Regions from separate parts of the Homo sapiens genome. Here region 2 is linked to region 1. A link is a loop called in an ENCODE intact Hi-C map of the cell type or tissue named here. Cell type or tissue: PC-3. All regions are shown on one strand. Links, peaks and the distances in the headings refer to the core of each region. The heading gives the core; the rest is flanking DNA.

Region 1 (7,865 bases), core at 949-5,948:
AAAAAAAAAAAAAAGAATGACATCAATCTCTACACTCTTCTAGAGAGTAGGCTCCAGCATATATCATTAGGTTAAAATAATGTTACACAGAAACAAGTCTATATAATTGCCACCTTTCATCTAAGGAAAGAGAACATAAATATATATTTGTATGTGTGTGTGTTGCTTTGCTTCTATTACAAAAGTAGCCTAACCCATAAAATATAGGTAAATAGCTAAATGCAGAAAGAGCTCTGGAATAGGATCAAGAAAACAGGAAGCAAAGCTAGATTCCTTTGAACACCTTTTGCTTCAATAATTAAACAAATGATAGTAACTGGGTCTTGGGTTGGTGCCATAACCACGCAGAAAGAAATTATTTCTACTGGTTTTAAAGCAGTAATTTTGCTAATTTCACTAAAATTTTCCAGTGAAATATATACGCGAGGACAAAAAAAAAAGAGAGAGAAAAAAGTCATTTTAAAGATTTTTCAATAATCCAAAACAACTAGGTTTGCATGAAGCTGTTATTCTAAAATGACTGTGTACTAAAGAAAAAAGGCAAAGAAATAATTAGGTTGGTCAGCAGAGACTTGAGATTTTGTGCAAGGAAGAAATAGACACTAAGATGGGAAAGGTTAACAAAGACCCTAGAGTCCTGGAGATGAGTTGGGAGTATCAGGAGAAGTTTATGGTATGTTTTAAAAATGCTTTTGTTAGCACTGTCCACTGAGAAGACCTGTGGGCACCTTTGGTGCTCAAAGCATACAGAAATGAGTGATTCCCAGGTCTGTGGAAGGAAATAAGTAAAAGGAATAGGAACATCTTGTCAACCCAGAGAGTAAAGAAGCTCTCAAAGATGACTTGGATGGAGTCAGAAGAGTCCAGAAGCTGCTCTCAAGAGGCTACACTGGGCTTAAAATGCTATAATTTCACCATGTACAAGGATGTAAACTACATGGATTAAAATACATCAAATATGTTGAAATTCATGTATTAATAATAATTATAATAATCAAAATAAGAAAAAGGCAAACATAACATCTTATTCATCCCCTTTGGATGACAAATGAATGACCTGTGGGATGTTAAAGAACCAACCTACTTGTGTATTTAAAAAAAAATAAAAGTATAAATTGATGGGGGGCGGGGAACATTTATTTTGCCTTTCCTGCATAAGGTGTACCTTCAGGATACGTAAAGAGTTGATGAAGGAAAGATAGTTTATATAGAAGTATTCTAACCATTAAATGAGCAAAATAATAAAATGAGAAAATCCCAGTTTTGTACCCACAGATGAATCAGTAGATTGAGGCTGTGATCATCAATGACTGATCATTTCCCAGCTGGATATGCTCTGCCTCCTGAAGGAAATACGCTGCACTACCCATGACACGGTCAAGACAAAAAGATCCAAACCTGGATCTCAGCAGGTGTCTTGAGATTACTAGGAATTTACAGACATCTTTGGAAAGAGGAATATTTGAAGCACACAATCAGAATGCGATGAGCAAACTCCAGACTGTGGGAAACTGTCCAGGACAAAGAACTTGGTTTCTGTAATTTGCAAAGGGTGTGAAATAAAAGTAAAATATTAAAAGAGACTCAAGAAATATACCAACCAATGGCAGTGCATGGAATTTACTTAAATCTCGATTTGACTTAACTGGCCAAAAGATGCCGAAGTATTTATGAACCCATGAAAGATCTCTCAATGCCCTCTGGGTGCTTGATGATGTCATGAAATCATTTATTATTTGTTTGTTTGTTTGCTGTGATAATGGTACTGAATTCCTTATCTTTGAGTATTATCAACTGAAATCTGATGGATAAAATTATTTGATTTTTTTTTAATTTCCTCCAAAATAATTTAATGGGTATGAGATGAAGCATGAGTGGAAATTTAGATGAAAAAGGATGGGGATGGGCCATGAATTGATAAGTGTGGGGCTGCATGCTCCTTAGACTATTCTTTCTTTTTTTGTGCTCCTTAGACTATTCTTTCTATTTCCATAGATATTTGAAAGTGTTTGATACAAAGTTTTAAAAACAACAAAATATAAAACCACTTGTTGCATGAATTACTGAAATACAATGTCTCATTCATCATATTTAGCCTGATAATATAATTCCTTGAGGACAGAGATAGAGTCTATTTTCTTTTCCACTCTGAATGCTTGAGTGCCCCGGGTGTGAAGGACCTTAAATAAATTTCAATGAATGAAAGAATAAATGAGTGGATATACAGATTAATTATTTAATCCTACCAATCCATAGAGATACTTGGGACATTAAATCAATTCTGCTGCCATGCAATGCTAGATAGAAACAAAGGGCTAGGTTTGTGGCAAGACTAAGGCTTTGCAGGGAAATGCCATAGTGAAGAATTTTAGGCTTTCCTTGGTTTTGTTGTTATTTTTATGGTCACATTTTTATCCTTTGGTTCAAACACTTAGGAGGCCCACAGTACCTGTTAAATAAAGGTGACCAGAAATAATGAGATTTTTTTACCTTGGTAATCCCTGTCTTAGATCCCTCTTGAGGTGGTAATCAGTTTCTGGATATGAAATTCTAATGATAGAGGCTTTTGTAGTTTTACCTTTATTTTAAACTGTGTCTGAAACAAGAGCCACTGGATTATACAGCATTCGTGATGCTCTATTATCTTCTATCACTAAACACAGAATGTGCATTTAGATGACGGCTTTGCAATCAGTGCGTGCTGGTTCCTTACCTTTATAGGAGATGACTGGATGCTCGGTTCTCTGGCACTGAGTCGTACCCTGGGCCTCTGGGTGGGCGAGTCTCCACAGCCCCAGGCTTGAGAACAGCCATGCTATAACACAGGTTCCCTTCATGGTGGGCAAGGGGCCTCTGACTCTGGGCACGTGTCTTCTAAACAGAAGCTCTTCTTCTCCTCATGTGTGGAAAGTGCCTAAAACACACAAAAGAGAAGAATCAGATGACTGTGAGTTCGTTTTCTGGTGGGTGGTCTTCTGGTAAAACTTCCTCACTAACTTTAAGGTTACACTTTGTGGAGATAGAGGAGAGCTTGGAGGGCTTAGAGCAGCATATTTTTCTAGTCATATCCCAGGTCGTGTGTGTGTATGAATGCATGCGTGAGTGCGTGTATCTCAATACAGACCTCTCATTCTCCCAATAATTGCATGACATAGCCCATTTGTTTTAAACGAGAAATGCTCAAGCTTAAGCTGTACTGTCGTCACACTCACTCCTAAGGAATGCAGATTAATAGTTGGGATTGGCCGGATTTCCCTTGGTCACCTGTCCTAACCCCTTGCGCAAACACAGGTCTATATGTGGAAACCCTACAAATACCTGCCCATCCCTTTTTAACATTTAAAATATTTAGTTTTAAGAAGGCCACAGCCATTGTCTTTTACTAATAAATTGATGAATATTATGCTGCCCAACTTTAAAAAATCATCACGATTTGCTAAATTCTGTATTTAGTGATGCAGGATAACCTTTTAAAATTGTAGATAATCTGCCTGCAAAATATCTGGCTAGAGATCAAGTGTGAATCAAATAAAATCTATATCGAGCACCTACTGGGTGAAATAAAAGTACTATGCTTGGAAACTTTAAAGATTATGAACAATTTAAATGATTAACAAGCATTAAAGTAATACAGGCCTGTAAAAATAACTATAATCCAAGCTGTTAGCAAACCTCAAAAAGAACAGGAGTGCTGTGGGAGTCAAGGGAGAATACGACTGCTACAGAGAAGGATCTATGACGGGTCCATGCAGGGGCTCAAATCTGAGTGTAATGCTGGAGGATAAAGAGGATTTCAACAGATGGAGGTTTCTGGAAGGACGTTCCGTCCCCAGGGAGGAGGATGAAAAGGCACATTGGAGGGGCAAGAGGAAGAGGTACGCAACATGTTTTAGGAATGGTGTGCTGTACTCGATCTAGGAAGTTTAAAGGGAAGTATTGGGAAGAGCTTACAGAGTAGGTTAAGATATGGAAGGCAAACTACACTAAGGTGTGAGGTCTTTATTTTCAGGCAACAAGCTACCATAGTACATTAATGTTAGAAGATCTTATTAATATTAATAAGACCATTATCACAATAGTGTACCTAGGAAACTAGGCAGATGAGAACATAGAAATGGAGAAGTCAGTTTGAAGCCATTACAATTGTTAAGAAGAGAAATAAATGAAGCAGTGACTTTGAGGGTTTCAATGTGAATCAAAAGGCAAACATAGTACACAATAACTGTGGGTAATGGAAACTACGGCAAATTAGAGATGGCCACAGATTCGGGCATTCCTCCCATTGAGAGCTGGATCTATGTTCTCCACCTGGAATCTGGGTTGGCTCAGTGACTGCTCTGCTCGCTCTGCTCATTTTAATACAACAGAAGTCATGTTGTGCTAGTTTCCAAGCCCAGGACCTAAAAGCCTGGCAGTTGCTACATCCTGTAGCTTAGAACACATTCTTTAAGACACTGAGACACTAGGTCAGAAGTCCAACTACCCTGAGATGGCCATGCTAGAGAGAACACATTTAGGTGCTATAGTTGATGGGTCACACATGAGCCCAACTCTCCAGCCATGAGTAAAGCTGAAACCCATTGAGTAATTTCAGTAGATACTATGAGAGCAAAAGAATCTCTCAGTTGAACCCTGCCCAGATTCCTGACCCCACAAATGCAAAATGTAATAAAAGAGTGGTTGTTATAATCTGCTACATTTGGGGAACACAGAGCAAAGAGACACAGATGGACTTAAGATAGATAATGTAAGTGACTTCAAGGATAGTGATGCCATTCATTTTAATAGGATAAACAGCAGATGGATTTTGTTTAGATGAGATTAGAATCATTTTGTGTGTGTGTGTGTGTGTGTGTGTGTGTGTGTGTGTGTGCGCGCGCGCGCACATCAAGTTTCAGACACGTGGCCAGGCATGGTGGCTCATGCCTGTAATCCTAGCACTTTGGGAGGCTGAGGCGGGTGGATCACCTGAGGTCAGGAGTTCGAGACCAACCTGGGAAATATAATGAGATTTCGTCTCTACAAAAAATAAAACTAAAAATTAGCCAGGCATAGTTGTGTGTGTCTGTAGTCTTAGCTACTTGGGTGGCTGAAGCAGGAGGATTGCATTAGTCCAGAAGCTCAAGTCTGCAGACAGCTAAGAATGTGCCACTGGATTCCTGCCTAGGCAACAGAGCAAGACTTTGTCTCTAAATAATAATAATAAATAAATGAATACATAAAAGAGAGAGGAACTGGAAGAAAATCCAGAGAAAACTGAGGGGAAAAGCTATTAGGGTCCCAGGAAAGAAAGTGAAAGAAAGGAAAGAGGCCTTCTTTAAAAAGGAGTGCTTACCACCTGAACAAATGGTGAGATTTCAAGATAAATAAAACATAGATTTGAGGGTGTATCAAATTTCACTGTCTGTATTTTTTGAGTCAAACAAATGGGGAGGAAGGAAAAGACATGATAATTGAAATTTTGAAATTGAAGAGTAGAAAAATTAAGGGTTAATTTCATGGAAGTTGGCTCAATATGAATAAACCTGACCAGAAACCTGAAGGTCCAGCTGAGTTTAGAGTCTCTCACCCACTCAATATTTACTGAGTGACAACTGCATACTCAGCTCTATGCATGTATGAATTTGCAAAGGAACCAAGAAGCATGAGGTAAGGCCTATTGCATCGATAAGCAGCAACCATGGAGTTGATATAAGGAAGCCAAGTACAGAGTCACCAGGACCAAGAACTTCAGAGCAGGCAGAAGGTTGAGGTCCTTAAGAATGGAAGGAATTCTACAACATTCCCATTGACCAAAACATTCAGGTTGGGCAGAGAAACAGGTAATGGCACTGCAAATCAAGACAAGGGAAGAGTATAGCTTCTATAGGAATAAGAGATGCTGAGCATGAAGGTGGGGATGGGCTAGGGAGGAAAACAGAGAGCCAGAGGCTCATCTGTCCGCCAGCCCACAATCCCTGCCCAAGCACAGAGCACTGTAATGGACAATGGATGAGAAAATGCTCATTGTCCCTGGATTATAACATTAAAACTATGAGTTTCACTTTTGAAAAGGAGTTACAGTGTGCAAAACTGGTGTCTGCTTTAGAACTCCAGTCCAAAGGTAACAAGATGAAGTAGCCTATCTTTTCTGAGCTTCCTGATCTGAGACTTAAGATATGAAATGTTATCAAATGATGTATTTCAAAATAAAATAGCACTTGTTAGAGGTGCTTTAGATGTGATTTCATTCTGTTAAAAGCAAGGAGGTTTGGGGCACCCATATCAGTTCGGGTAAATTATCACAGTCCCACATCAAAACAGATCAGCAATGATAAAGATAAAATGGGAAGGATGATGAAGTGGCAATCAATCCTTAATACATGCTAGCTCTGCAGTAAGCATGGTGCCAAGCACTCACACCCATGCCTGGCACCCAACAGCCACCCAGAGCCATATCAATGATAAGTCCACTGTCACAGAGCAGCAAGCCATCATGGAGATGGGTTGGAGCACTGCCCTGTCATTATCTCCAAGAATGAGTGCAAATCAACTAGGGACTAAGAGCACATTCTTTTCTTACACATAGTTTTTCAACGTGCACATCTAAGCCAACATAGATTCCCCTTCTGCTACCGATGAAGGGCATCATCCAGACCTGCTTGTGACCGCAACTGTCCTTTATTTACAATATGCCCTCCACTCTGATCTTAACAGACTTGATGTTAGAAGCCCTAACATCTTTGCCACCTGAATGAAAGGAAGAGAAAAATAACCCAAGTGTCTGAAATGCTCTTTCCTTGGGATTTGGAAAGCGACAATTAGAGAAGAGGGGAAATGACACATATAGAGAATGAGCAGCTAAAATGGAACACGTAGTTCAAGGGTGATGAGCTGAAATGACATGTTTGTCATGTTAGGAAAGAACATTTAATGAGAACAGGTAATTTTTTGAGGTTTATAATTTTCAGACTACAACATAGTACCTTTTTTCTTAAACTAAAGGTACTGTAAACTGTCATTACAGTAAGGTGACAGGAAAGGGCATTCATAGTCTTCATGCAGAGACGTGGGCTTTTTTAAGCAACTTACCATGGAAGGCTAACTCCTTGAAGAGGCTTTTACTCTAAATAGACTCAGCTCTAAATAGCAGGTCCCTCCTTCCCGGACTCAGCAGGTCCATATTCCACTGAATCATGGAGCTCTTGCCTCTCAGTGGTGTAGGAGGAACACATTCATACCAGGGCTTTTAGTGCTCACGCTCAGCACTATTGATATTTTAGTCATATAATCCCGTGTTCTGGGCTATTCTATGAAATTAGCAGCATCCCCGGCCTGTACCTACTAGAGCTAGTAACACCCCCTCCCACCACCAACTTTGCACCAACCAAAATTGTCTCTAGACAATGTCAAATTGCCCCTGGTTGAGAACCTCTGCTATAGATAGATAGATAGATAGATAGATAGATAGATAGATAGATACATAGATAGATAGATAGATAGATAGATAGATAGATAGATAGATAGATACATAGATAGATAGATAGATAGATAGATAGATAGATAGATAGATATAGATAGATAGATATAGATAGATAGATAGATAGATAGATAGATAGATAGATAGACAGACAGACAGACAGACAGACAGACAGATGCATACATACATCTGCATATGCATACATACATAGATAACTTCCCTCTTTGGAAGTTAAACAAGCTGCCATGACTTGAAAGATTATTCAAAATATGCTTATATAAAACACCAAACTAAATTTGTGTTGAGTCATTCAGGCAAAATTTCAAGATATATGAAATTCCTGTTAATTATAACTATGTGCTACATTTGGGAAATACATTATGAAGGAATTTTCAAAGGATCAAAG
Region 2 (7,865 bases), core at 1,778-6,777, 530 kb before region 1:
TGCTGCATTTTAAGCCAAAATATAAGGTTGCTTAGTAGAAGGTGAACTGTACTGCTTAGATATTCCAATTGCTCTGTAACAAAAGAAGAATGAAGTAAATGTAGGTATTATAACTGTTTTACTATTGCTGCCATGGCAGATTACCACACACTTGGAGGCTTAAAACAACAAATTTATTGTTTCCTAATTTTATAGAGCAGAAATCTAGGTAGCTTGGCTGATGTTTGTGCTCCTGGTCTCAGAAGTCTGAAATCAAGATGTCTACAGAGCTGTGTTCCTTCCTCGAAGCAGTGGAGAATCCACTTGTAAGCTTATTCTGGTTGTTGGCAGAAATCACTTCCAGGTGGATGTAGCACTGAGGTCCCCATTTCCTTCCTAGCTTTTTGGGAGATATTCTAAGCTTCTAAAGGACACCTGAATTCTCTGGCTTATCACCTCCCTCCTCTTCAAAGCCAAAGTCAAGTCTCTCTCACATTTTAAATTTCACAATATTCTTGTCTGCCTTATTTCTGTGCTTCTGCTGGAGAATGTTCTCTGCTTTTAGGGGCTCATGTGGCCTGACTCTGGATAATCCAAGCTAAATCTCCCCATCCATAAATTTAATTGTATCTGGTAAATCCCTTTTGCCATGTAATGGAACAAATTCACAGGTTTCAGGAGCCAGGGCATGAACATCTTTGGGGAGCTGTTACTTTTTCTAACTGGAACTATTTTAAAGTAATACAGAAGGTCTAGCAATTGTCCCCATATAATTATCTGCCATTCTGAAATGAAATACTAGAACTTTGAGTTTAAATTATTGGGAATTAGTTAATACTGAGCTATACTGTTTAAATATTTTGGTAAGGCGATATTTCTCATGTCGGCACCATTTCCTTAGGTTTCTTACTCCATACGTGCATATTTTCTATATTTGTATTCTATGTAAAATACTATATATACTTATAATTAGCATATGTATATATGAGTGTACGTACTAAGGGTGTGAATTAATGGTCACTGAAAATTTACCTGTATTAAGTATTTAAATTTCTCATGATTCTTTTTCCTTTTTACTGCTCTTGGTATTTGCTGATTGTCTTTTGTTCATGTGATCATTTATTTTTAGAATTAGCATTTATTAGCTAAGTCATTAGTAAAACTGTTAAAGGTAGTTTCACTGGAGGAAACATACCTGCATTACACATGTGAAAAAAGTCTTGCTCTTTTCTATCTATTTTCCCCAATGATGTAATGGACTATCTTAGAACTCTTACACAATGTAATACCTTAGCCCTCAACCCAAATTCTACAATTACTCAAATTGAAAGGGAAGATGAAAGATGATAATGATTTGTATTTGCTTTATAGTGTGATCCACTTTTTTAAAGGCACAAACTTTTTGTATTCCTATTTACTAGAATCATGTATTTAACTTTCAAATCGCAAACTGGGTTGATTCCTTCTTTTTAAAACCACTTTAGGGGGGAATTATTGATATATAAAAAATGGCACACATTTAATGTGTACAACTTGGTGAATTTGGAGATAAATATACACCCATGAACCGTCACCACAGTCTTTATCATAAAGATACCCATTACCTCCTAAAGCTTCCTCCTGCCTTCTCTATTATTATTTCTTTTGTCCTCATAGATCCCCCTGCCGAGAGAGCCCGACAGCTGCCCCAACCACCCATGGGTTGATTTGTAAGAAGCATATTGGAATACGGTCCTGCAGACAATAGACAGTTGCAAAATCAGGACCTGACGCTAATCCCCACTGCTTCAGAAATCTTCATTCCAAATCAACGAAAAAAGAGCGCAAACCCCAAAAAGACCTGCACTTCATAGAATGGCTTTGGCTTTTATCAAGCCACAGAGAAAATATATCAAAACCCTTGAGAATCCAAGCAATTTTTTTGTTGCTCTAAAATTTGTCACAGTTAACATCAGAGAAGAGAAAACTTGTCTCGTTCAGGCCTACTTTCTAAAGAAAGCAGTGAAATTCAGGTCAAAATACTACCAATACTGGTTATATTCTTTTATTCTTTTTCTTTAAAAAAAGTAAATTCTATTTTCACAACAGCTTGCAATTTCTGATCAAAATAAAATGCTGATATTTAACTCATTTCCTGTAGAATGTTTCTAATGTAAGATAAATTCAGAGAAAAACACACTGAAATTAATCTATTCTAATCCACTGCTTAGCAAAAGGAAAGATTAACCAAAAAGAAAAGTACAGTGCTAAATGTTAAATGAAAAAAAAATCACCACAGAAATGACAAAAAGGAAATATTAAATACAAGAAAATCTGCCCTGAGCAAACATCGTATAAAATCATGATGTCATGATTTTATAGCATTTCCAATATCAATTGTAAAACTCTTAATTGTCTTTAATATTTTAAAAGGAGTTTAAAAATTCAGGCAAAGTGGAGAGGAAATTCCACAAATGGAGTCTCACGCCATTGACTTTGGTGCCAGAACTGGCATCAGGGACTCAGCCTCATTGTTTATGCAATGAATCAGATGCTACTCTGCCTTGATCCAAGTGCATGACAACAACCGTAGGTGGGTGACATCACCCAGGGTAGGCTGAGGGCAGAGCCTACATTTAGTAGACATAACTCCTGATGCTTCCCTTGGCTGTGACATTTTCTCAGATTTCCCTTGTTTTTAATGACTTCCACAGTTGTGAAGAACATTGGTCAGGTATATGGTAAAATCCCTCCTCTCCATTGGGACTTGACAGATGTTTTGCTTTTGATTAGATTGAAGTTGTGGGTTTGGGGAAGGAAGACTACAAAAATGAAATGCCATTTTCATCACATCTTATCAAGGGTCCTTCCTTCCTTCCTTCCTTCCTTCCTTTCTTTCTTTCTTTCCTTCTTTCCTTCTTTCTTTCTTTTTGCGATGGAGTCTCTCTCTGTTACCCAGGCTGGAGTGCAGTGGGTCCATCTTGGGTCACTGCAACTTCCACCTCCTGAATTCAAGCAATTCTCCTGCCTCAGCCTCCCGAATATCTGGGATTACAGGCACCTGCCACCACGCCCAACTAATTGTATTTTTAGTAGAGATGGGGTTTCACCATGTTGGCCAGCCTGGTCTTGAACTCCTGAAGTGTTGGGATTACAGGCGTGAGCCACCACCCCCAGCCAAGGGTACATATTATGAACCCAACTAATTGCTATTGATGTTGACTTTGATCACCTGAATAAGGTAATGTTTAACATATATAAATGACATAATGCTGAGGTATATTAAATAACTTTAAATATGATAGATGTATCTTAAAGGCAAAGTGAAATCACACATATTTTATGACTTTCAAGAGTGCTGAGTGTCTAGATGATCTCAATATTAGGAGCTGTAAATTGCTTGAGAATAGATTCACTTAGAGAAAAAAAAATCCATAAATGTTTCATCCAATCTAAGAACTTCTGTTTTCCACGAAGATCCTATCACAGGAGAGTTCTTGTTGATCTGTGAAATACTTTGAGGTGGGTGTGGAGCTCAGTTTATCAGTGATGTCAGGGGTAACTTAAATGCCCAACAGAAACAAGAATTTTGAGAGCCTAGGCACTATTCATGACAAAAGAGAGTAAGCAGTTAATATAGAAGTAGGAAAGAAAGGAAAAAAGCTGATAAAATAGGAATGGAGGTATATATTTGTATAAATGGGTGAGAGATTATCAGTGTCAGGAGACCCAGGCATTGTAACTTCTATCTCACGCAGTAGGCGAGGTAACTCCCCATCCCCCCAGGTCTCCAGTACAGACTCTTCTACCCTGATGTATCAAATGTCTTTGATGAGGGAAATAAAGCAGAACAAATTGTTGCTTGGACCTGAGATCATATCAGGGCAATGATATAAGGACTTCCTTAAAACACACACAAGACAATCTAATTCATGGAGATACTACATTGACAACATAGATGGGGAAATGTAGATCTGCTAAAAATTTGGAGAGATCTGGGGAATGTTTTCAGACTTCCACAGTTGTTGGAAAGAAGGTTAGAATCAATTTTTTTCTGAACATTAGGGGTCAGGAAAACTCCACTGGCAGTGGGTTTGCTCATCCAAGTTAATAACTTGATCACAGCCATGGCCCTAGTCATGCTAGATTCGGGAATATTCATCATAACTGTCTCCCTCACCCCGGGCTGCTTCTTATTTTTCTTTGTCCTCATCCCACTCTTCACCCCTTCCCTGCACACAGGATTGATCCCTACAAGCTGCATTTCCCCTTCTCCCAAGACAGCTTTATTCTGGCAGGATTCAGCCAATAGGAAGTTCCAGCAGGAAATGAGAGTGGGAAGGAGAGGGAGAAACCAGAGCTTTTCTTCTCCTCCTTTTTTAGGTGGAGGCTGGCAGTGCCTGGGTCTCCTCTGTGTCCTTGTAGAATTCTGTGCCTGCCTTTGCCACTGGGTGGCCCCAGCCCTGGGCTCTGATGCCTGCCTCCGGTCTTCAAGCCCAGGGTGGCAACAGCTCTCTAGGATGGCTCTTCCCTGGGTGGCCTCACTCACTCCGGCATGGATGCTCAGCTTCTTCATCATGTGGATAAACAATACTGCTTAAATTATTTCTGTTTAAATGTGTCTGTCTGAAACACACAAAATAATTTTCTTTTTCTTTTTTAGACCCTCATTGATAAATTGCTTATGCCCAAAGGTCTCAAGCAAGCCCGCATGAGAAATATATACTAGTGTTTCGCTTTAGATACTGTATTTCAACCAATATCTTTCTCTGAATGTAATACAAGAAGGCCATCTGAAGCAATAAGTATGGCATTTATTCTAAATATGTGAAAGATAAGGTAGCTATGGAATACAAAAGTTTTACTAACCCCTTGAACAAACAGGAAAAGGGCAATAAAGCCTTTCATTCATTCATCCATTCATTGCTGCATTCATGCATGTATTTAACAACATTTGCTAGCACCTTCCATGAATCAGAAATTCTCCTTTTTTTGTTTTTGGAGGAAAGATTAGGGATCTGTGCCCAGGGATTGATGATAGTAAAATAAACAAACAAAATTAGTTTCTGGCAAAATTGGTTCAGATTCAATTGCAGGAGAAGAGAATAAACAGATAATTCTATGACTCCCATCCTCCCACCACACTCACTACCACATACCCATTAGTGCCAGGAGAGAAGGAAGGAACTCCTAAGACATTTCTCATCAAATACACAGAAATCTGGTTTTAAATAAATATTTGTTATTTCCCGAGGGTTTACTCTTATTGCAATTTAGTTTTCTGCATCTTCTGTTTGACTTTCTTAAGGCTGTTTGATGTTCAAGCCACAAATTCTGCAAGCCCTGTGGTCTCAAAGTTGTTGAGGGACTGAAGTCCATGCTTTCGTGATAATCTGATTGATCACACATACAGCAGATACATGTGTACTCTACAAAGGTATCAGAACATCCATATAGCAAGACCTATTTTTAAATTGGCTACATCATGTGTTTCCTTTTCTAATTCACTGAATATTTCCCAGAGAGGAAATACATTGACATTTGATATTGCATAGATGTATCTGTGTACCACCAAAACATACTAGTTCATTTAATTTCAAATTGATTACCATCGGAGCTATAACCTACATCTTCTATGGAATGCTATGGTATGAATCAAACCTCAAGGAAGCACAACTGTGATCACTGTCCTGTGGATCACCCCAGCATCTGGGGGACTCTGGAGAGGCAGAAAAATTCCTATAATCTATAGCAAACCTGCCTAGGAAACCAACCCATGATCTACAGTAACCAGCCGAGGAAGCCAGCCTTCTCTCTCCAAATCAGACTTGTAGGAAGGCAGGGCACTCTCTCTAGCAGTGATATGGGAAACCAAACAATAACACCTGTAACAATTGGCCCAAAAGGGCCAGGACTTGATTGTTAATGAGCAGTTTCCCTAACTTTTGTCCCTGCTTCAAACTTAGGACCAACTAGAAAAAAGGCAAATATGCTCCTAACCCATCTGGTAAAACACCTGCTTTTCCTTAGTCCACCTGCACCTTCCCCAGGCCAACATCCTCCAGTCAGGGCACACCTAGAGCCTTCTTTCTTCACCCCCATGAAACTTTCCAGATCTTCTGCCTGTCTTGGAGTCTCTGGTAAATGCAGGTGGCATTGGTTGAATCTCTTACTCTACTCTGAGAAGCTCTGAATAAGTAGCCTTTGCTGTTCTTATTTGATTGGTCTTCATTTATTTCCACATTGGGTTGGTCTTCATTTATTTCCACATAGGATTTCTCTACTTTCTCTTTTCACCTACATTGAGTTTGCTAGATATAACATTCATTATTATGAATGAGACATTTGTGTTTTTAAAACCAGATTGTCTGAGCTTCAGCAAGCCACTTTAGAGAGAGGTTGTGAAACTGCTTATCATAGAGTCTTAGCTCTAAGCCTGAATACATCTAACAAGTACAATAAAAGAACAACAAGGGATTCCTTCCTAGTGGTCTGTGCCATTTGGGCTAAGAAAAAAATTAGATATTAGTGGGACAAAAGCTAAAGAGATAAAATTAGAAAGTGCCAAGAGAACAACTCTGTGGTACAATGGAGGTAGACCAATAACTATCATAGTTCAGGAGAGGGTGGGGAGGACATGGGGTAGGTCTGGAAGCCTCACTGGAGAGGACTAGTAACAACAAGCATTGGTCCAGTCTTAGTAGAGATTAAAGAAGAATTTCATAGCCTATGCCACAGATTTAAAAGGATCTGTGGTGGAAGGGCAAGGTGATCTAAAATACCAAACAAGACATTATGTTGAACGTGGATGAAGAAAAAATACATTTAACCCTTAAAATATCGAAATATTTGAAATGTGAATTTTGGTGGGCATTAGGTGGATGATTTCTTATTTTTAACTTTTATTTTAGTTCAGGGGTACATGTGCAGGTTTGTTACGTAGGTAAACTTGTGACATGGGGGTTTGTTGTACGGATTATTTTATCACCAACATACTAAGCCTAATACCCATTAGTTATTTTTCTTGATTCTCTCCCTCCTCTCACTCTCCACCCTCCAATAGACCCCAGTGTGTGTTGTTCCACTCTATAAGTCCATGGGTTCTCATCATTACACTCTCACTTATAAAGGAGAACATGTAGTATTTGGATTTCTGTTCCTGTGATTGTTTGCTAAGGGTAATGGCCTCCAGCTCCAGCCATATCCTTGCAAAGGACATGACCTCTTTATTTTTTATGGCTGCATAGTATTCTATGGTTTATATGTACCACATTTTCTTTAACCAGTCTATCATTGATAGACATTTAGGTTGATTCCATATATTTACTATTGTGAATAGTGCTGCAATGAACATATGCATGCATGTGTCTTTATAATAGAACAATTTGTATTCCTTTGGGTATATACCAAGTAATGGGATTGCTGGGTCAAATACTATTTCTGTCTTTAGCTCTTTGAGGAATTGCCACACTGTCTTAGGTTGGATGATTTCTAAAAACTCATATATCTCTAAGATTTTACATTTCTACTTAACTACAATTATTGTACTGAGATAATAAATAGCCAAATGTTATAGAGAAAAGTACAGATGTGATGTTTATAAAATAAAGACTGTATATTTTTCAGTTAGTTGTAACTATCAGCAGAATTCAAAGCCTACAGGTATGTGGGGACACTCTGACCCACTTCCGCCTTGTGAATATATCCTCAGTGCAAGCTCAGGGATCATGCCAGATGGGTGGCAATCACCCTCCACTGTCCTCAGCACCATAGTCAGAACTATGTATTCCATTTCTGGGTTCTCCCTGCACAAGACAAGGCCTCATAGGAGACTAACCAGAATGGCCACACACAGCATTGCCATAAGAGGTTGAAAGAAGATGAAAGGTTTAAGGCAATTGGCAGGT

Evidence for each region. A loop is a pair of places that touch in the nucleus more often than their neighbours do. Peaks named below come from ENCODE experiments on the same cell type or tissue, not always from the same donor. Only the 100,000 strongest peaks of a DNase experiment are listed, where the experiment ranks them.
Region 2: it touches region 1 in a loop (2.5-fold over the local background); 1 of 110 quality-filtered maps calls a loop at or near these places.

What each region holds. Positions count from the first base shown.
Region 1 is chr5:9,377,110-9,384,974 of GRCh38, forward strand. SEMA5A (semaphorin 5A) reads right to left here. Exons shown (of 23, transcript NM_003966.3): 3 at 2,714-2,914. The coding sequence starts at 2,837. Among named protein-coding and RNA genes, the nearest start is that of SEMA5A-AS1, 130 kb to the right of the region's middle. In PC-3, for the core only: no CTCF peak of the experiment used is centred there; a DNase peak (open chromatin) is centred at 3,222; H3K4me3 peaks cover 1,261 bases; H3K27ac peaks cover 2,289 bases.
Region 2 is chr5:8,846,882-8,854,746 of GRCh38, forward strand. All of the region lies in intron 1 of LINC02199 (long intergenic non-protein coding RNA 2199), which reads left to right. Among named protein-coding and RNA genes, the nearest start is that of LINC02199, 11 kb to the left of the region's middle. In PC-3, for the core only: CTCF peaks have their summits at 4,409 (motif pointing right) and 4,612; a DNase peak (open chromatin) is centred at 2,520; H3K27ac peaks cover 1,116 bases.